Regions from separate parts of the Homo sapiens genome. Here region 2 is linked to region 1. Evidence: chromatin loops called from intact Hi-C (ENCODE). Cell type or tissue: left lung. All regions are shown on one strand. Links, peaks and the distances in the headings refer to the core of each region. The heading gives the core; the rest is flanking DNA. Region 1 has its middle 130 kb from the start of RASSF10. Region 2 has its middle 15 kb from the start of LINC00958.

Evidence for each region. A loop is a pair of places that touch in the nucleus more often than their neighbours do. Peaks named below come from ENCODE experiments on the same cell type or tissue, not always from the same donor. Only the 100,000 strongest peaks of a DNase experiment are listed, where the experiment ranks them.
Region 2: it touches region 1 in a loop (2.5-fold over the local background); 64 of 110 quality-filtered maps call a loop at or near these places.

Annotation. Positions count from the first base shown.
Region 1 is chr11:13,140,809-13,143,725 of GRCh38, reverse strand. No RefSeq gene overlaps it. Among named protein-coding and RNA genes, the nearest start is that of RASSF10, 130 kb to the right of the region's middle. In left lung, for the core only: no CTCF peak of the experiment used is centred there; a DNase peak (open chromatin) is centred at 1,235.
Region 2 is chr11:12,973,318-12,976,234 of GRCh38, reverse strand. No RefSeq gene overlaps it. Among named protein-coding and RNA genes, the nearest start is that of LINC00958, 15 kb to the left of the region's middle. In left lung, for the core only: no CTCF peak of the experiment used is centred there; no DNase peak of the experiment used is centred there.

The sequences.
Region 1 (2,917 bases), core at 273-2,772:
TGCAGATAAGCAGGCTTGGCTGCAAAGCAGGTTTCTCTGGCTTGCCTGGTCCCTGTCCCTTGGCAGGATTGCAGCCCACTCTGGGTGGGAGAAATGTGGCTAATCCACTTCCTCTCCACTCCAATGTCTGCATCTTCATTTCAGATTTCAGTTTTAGCCTTCGGCCTGCCAGGGTAAGGAGGGACCAACACTGTGAACCCAGCATCACAAGAATCACAAGAATGGCAAGCAAACTGTGAAGCAAGGAGACAAGTCCAGCTTGTCTGAGGCAAAGAGGAGTGAGCGGGCACCACAGTCAGGGGTGCCTTGGCAATCAGAGCTGGTTCCTTCAGAGTCTTCTGGTCCTGTACTCCCATTTTCCAGGTGGGGACTCTGACGTCCAGGGATGAGAATGCCCTTGCCCATGTCACAGAAGAAGTTCCAAGAACAGGACCCTGGACTCTGCCACCAAGACCCCTTCATCATTCTGCTTCATCACAACACTTCTTAAAAGGAAACTTAACCCTGGCCTTCTACCCAATAGACCCAGCAGACCTGCCACTGTGGCCCTGAGAGTCAGGGCCCAGGCCACAATGGGGAAAAGCAGCTCTAGAGAAAGGGGTTGTGAACACAAGGCCTAGCTTGGGGGCTGTGTGGACTCTGCCCCTCCTACACCTCTCACTCCCATCCACACATTGGAGCTGGAAGGGCCTGCCCAGAACAGTGGAAGGGAAAGGGCACCAGGCCACTAAACACCATGTTCTAGATCTGTCCCTGTTGCCCCTCATAAACCACTTTCCCACATTGTGCCTCAGTTTCCCTATCTGCAAAACGCATTGGTCTCACTTTACACTCTATAGTTTCACTGATATTTGGACATTCTACAGGTTAAAAAATTAAGTGGCCCTGTTCAAGGCAGAGATAGAAATATTAGATTTATGTTCCAGAGGCAGAACCATTCAGTGCCGCAGTCACCAAGGTGTAAAAGTGTAGATTTCTGTTAACTTGAAAGGGGAGTTGAAAGAAGGCAAGAGAAATGTCCCCTCAGGCTAATTTGCCTTCGCTTAGAAAATGTTTTCAAAGGAAATTCTGAGGAGGTTTGTCTCCTCCCCCAGCCAGGAGCCTCTTCTGTCTTCCCAGAACCGGAATTTGGGTGGTGTGGCCAATAAAGGAGCAGTTCTTCCTCTAAAGGGGTCACTTCCCTCGGATCCCAGGGCGGTGGGCTGCGGCAGGTGCTCATGGGTGACCGCGCGGAGGCAGACATGCTGCGGGACTTGCAGCATCAAGGTCATCTGTAAAGGAGCTGGCCATGACCCGCCACTGCCCACCAAGGTCTGGAGCAGACGTTATTCTCAAGAACACTTCAAAGGGAACTAGTTCAAAGGGAACTAGGTAGTATCGTATGTTTTTGTTTTGTTTTGTAAGAAAAAAAATGTTAGATATCCTGAGGTTGTTATCTTGCTATTCACAAATGGAAAAGCAGCCGCCCGAGGTGGGGGTGGAGTCCATTTGAACGAGGGACCACTGTGCTCTGCTGAGCAGGCATTTGCTCCTGAGCTGCCCTTCCTCTTCTACCGTCTTCCCAACCCATCCCTTCAGTCCTCTCAACCTATCCTGGGTAACTCCCGCCCGGCTCCAGGGCGCGGTGTGACCGCCTTAGGAAGTCTATCTTCACCAGGAAGCTTGCATTGGCTGCTGCTGTCAGGAATTTGGACGCTCCATCCAAATCCCCTCACATCCCTTTACTGTTAGTCTCTATGCCTCTTTGGCTTCCCGGCTTCCTTCCATTTCCCCCGCCCTGTGGGACTGCTTTTGCTTCCTGCAGCTGGGACTTTTCTTCAGAGGAACTGTCCAATGCTAGCGCTCATCACAATGAGCTGTAATTCCGTTTGCTAGTCGGCCCTCTCCACTGGCCTGGGACCTTGGAAGGCTAGGGATTGTACTTTGCTCACCATTGTATCTCAGGACCTGCCAATGGACTCAATGGGAACTTGTGAATGAATGAATGAGCCACTAACTGCTGCTTTCAGAATCAATCCCAATAGAAGGGTGAACTCGGGAGAATATCTGGGCGCCTCTAAGGAAGCACAGGTCCTAAATGGAAATTGAATGCTATGCTTTCCTGAAAATGAAGTGAGAGTGTTAGGGAACCCCGGTAGCTGTACCTAGGGCCTGAATCACCACTTTTTTCTTGTGCCCTTCTTGTTAGCCTCCATTCACCAGCACAATCTTAGCCTTTGGCTGTCAATCTCATCTCCCAACTGGCCTCACTCTGAAAAATGTGCGTCTATGTTCCATCGGTCGTCCTCTGCAGAATCGGCATGTTAGACTCTACCACAGGGTCTACATTCATCTCTTAGCTTCTAGCTCATTCCTGAAAACTGAAATGTCCTGAAATTCCACCCTCAGCCCTGCATTCCCCATCTCAGACCTGCTAACTGTTGTCCCCAGGTGTCCCTAGTTTCCAAGTAATCTCCAGGGGCTGCCCTTTCCAGATGGCACTATCTGGGGCATTGGACTCTAATCACAACAACCCCAGCCCACTCCTCTGTCCCCACCCAGTGCCAGCGTGGTGTAGAATGTGGATGGGACAGAGAAGCCCTGTCTGTTACCACAGCACAGTCCCCAGCACGACCAGGCAGGCCCAGGCAGGTCGCCAGGGGTTTTGTTGATGTGAAGGATAGCCCATAGCTTTCCCAGAAGAAACCGCAAGGATGGCTTAGAATTGACAGTTGGCCTAGAGGGAGACGTGGGCAGCTTGGAGGGCCTCACACTCTTAGTCATTTGTGGTTGGGGGCATGGTTGGCCATGGCTGAGTTATCCTGAGGGAGGATCCCAAAACCCACTTGTTCAATTTATTTGGGGGTAAGGGTGAGACACAGAAAGAACAAGTCACATAAAAAAATGGAAGAGCTGAAGAGAAACAGGCGCCTGTGGA
Region 2 (2,917 bases), core at 262-2,761, 170 kb after region 1:
ATGAACGGGTCCAGTATTTGTGAATGGAACCCACAACTTGTTTTAATTAGCTTTAAGGTGTCTAGTACATTGTGGGTCAGCTTAGTTTAAAGATATAGGACTAAGGCGAGCAGCTTTAACATCTGAGCTGAAAGGGATATAAAGATGACATACCCTCTTCTAAACTTCCACGACTCTACCACAGCACTTATCATAATGCATCATGATTATCAAGTTTTATATCTGTCTTCTCACTAGACTGTGTACTCTCTGTGGGCAGGGACTGTGTCCTGTTTATCTACATTCCTGGCATCTGGCACAAAGCCCAGCACAGGGTAGATGCCCAGCTAAGAGTTAATGATGGCTTGGACCAGGGTGATAGCAGTGGGAGTGGTGAGAATTGATCAGTCTTTAAATACATTTTGAAGATAAAGCCAAACGGGTTTCCTAATGGATTGGCTATGGAGTATGTAAGCAAGAGAGCAGTGAAGAATGACGCAAGGATTTGGGTTTGAGGAACTAGAAGGTAAAGTTGCAATCATCTGAGATGGAGAAGGCTGCAAGCAGAACAGGTTTCAGAGAAAAGATGGCGGGTTCACATTTGAACATGCTGATGCTGGGTGTCTATTATGTTCAAGTGGAGATGGCAAGTGGCAGTGGTTTCTTACATTTGAAATCTGAGAGAGAGGTTTGGGCCAAAGATACAAGTTTGGGAGTCATCTGCATAAAGATGGTATTAAAGAGTTCTAAACGGGGTGTTATCACCAGGGGAGTAAGTGTAGACAAAGAAGAGCGCCAAGGTCTGAGTCCTGGAATATTACAACACTCAGAATCTGTGAGAAGAGGAAACACCAGCAAATAAAACTGATAAAGAGCAGCCAAGGAGATAGGAAAGAAACTAAGAGAAAGGGGAAGTCCTAGAAGCCAAGTGAAGAGAAAATATAGCAAGGAGAAGGGGGATCAACTGTGTCAAATGCCACTGATACTCAAGTAAGATGAGGAGTGGGAGCTGCCCATTAGATTTAGCATGTGAAGATCATTGATGTCCATGATAAGACTTGGGTGCCTGGTTGGGGCAAAAGCCTGAGTGGGGTGAGTTTAAGAGAAAATAGGAGGACAGGCATTGGAGACAAGCAGTACAGACAACTCATTATAGGAGTGCTACAATGAGAAGCATCTAAATGGGGTGGAAGCTGATGGGCAAAGTGGGATTGAGAGAAGCCACTTGTTCATTTAGATGGAAGAAACATCAGCGTGTTTGTATTCTGATCCAGTACAATGAAAAGGCTAAGAGCTTAGACCTGCTAAGCTCACATACTCAGGCTTCCATCTTCTAGTGATGACTCCTATTGTGAGTTCATTGAGGATGAGAGCTAAATGTCTACCCTTACCTCTTGACATAAGATATATAGAAGATGCTTAGCAAATATTTATCAAATAAATGACTATGCATAAAATACTTTGCAAACTCTCTGAGCCGCAGTTTCATCTGTTAAATGAAAGTAATATCACCTACCTCAGAGAATTAAATAAGATAAAGTACATATAGTATATAACAAAGAGCTTAGTACTTAGTATATGCTCAGTAAATAGTTAGTTTTATTGTTAGTTCAATGCTTTCATTTTACAGATAAGGTATCTGAGGCCCAGAAAATAGTTTGTTCAAGATTGCACAGTTAATGACAGAGCTACCAGTTTCCTAGACTCATATTCCTTAGCTTTTTCCACATAACCAGAGAATTTACCTACAATTCCCAGGTACCACAGATGTGGGTGCTTTCAAGCCTCTGTAAATTCACTAAGTTGATGAGAAACCTGGATATTAGTAATTAATGGCAGATCTGAAATCTCTCTAGAACCTTCCTATGTGGCCAACATATGTCTTCCTGTCTAATTTGTCAAGATACTCTGCAAAGTCAATCCTAGTACAAGGCTCCATATTCATCTTGAAGCTTTTTCTTGTTTTACCAGAATTCTGGTTTTAATTTTTTGAGTAGCAATCCATGTTACTCTTTACATACCCAAGTCAAGGGACAAAGCTAAGCCACATGCTTGTTTTGTTCATTATCCAATATTATGTAAGTCTAGATGACTGACTCCATTAGTTTAACTCCAGGTGACAATGTAGATATAGATCCAAAATATGTTTCTGGACAATATTAATAGAAATTTTTATGACCTTGGAACACACCCTCCCTCATTGTACTTGCAATAGATGAATAACCTGCTCTTGCTAGGATGAGTGAAGAATGTTTACCTTTGTCAACATTTATTAGTGGAGTACTATATGCAGCTATTCCTTTAATAAAACAGTAAATCTTCAGCAAAGTTTATAGGTTGTCTTTCATCCAAAGACCTCAAAGAAACTTTGCTAACACTGTGTCATTATTCATCATACAACTTGCCAAGGGAGGCAAGTGGTGATTGTTTCAAAGAGAGAAACTGAGGTTCCAGGAAGGTTTCTGTGACTTCTAAGGGTCATGAACAGGGTAAAAAAGAAAAAAGAAAAAAAGGAAAGAAAGAGAGAGAGAGAGAGAGAGATCTGGGCACTGAGCCCAAATTCCTGTTGCTCAGGCCAAAGACCCAGCGCTCCTCCTAGAGCTCTCTAAACATTTCTTTCTGATAGAAAATGTAATTTACTACCTTGATCTGTTAAGCAGAAATGAACTCTCAACCTGTCTTCAATGACAGGGAAAGCCAACCTTTATTTCTGAAGTTACTTCAAGTCATAAAATGCTTGATTCACTGTATTAAATAATACAGTATTAAAATAAGTAAATAGCTTTGTAGTCATAATGATAGCTTGGATTTAAATGGTGCCTGTGCTCTGAAAAGCAGGGTAGTTCACAGGCTTCTGCAGACCTTTGGTCTCATTTGGCTACCCTCCTCTACCCTTCTTCTTCTTTTTTTTTTTTTTTTAGACGAAGTCTCGCTCTTG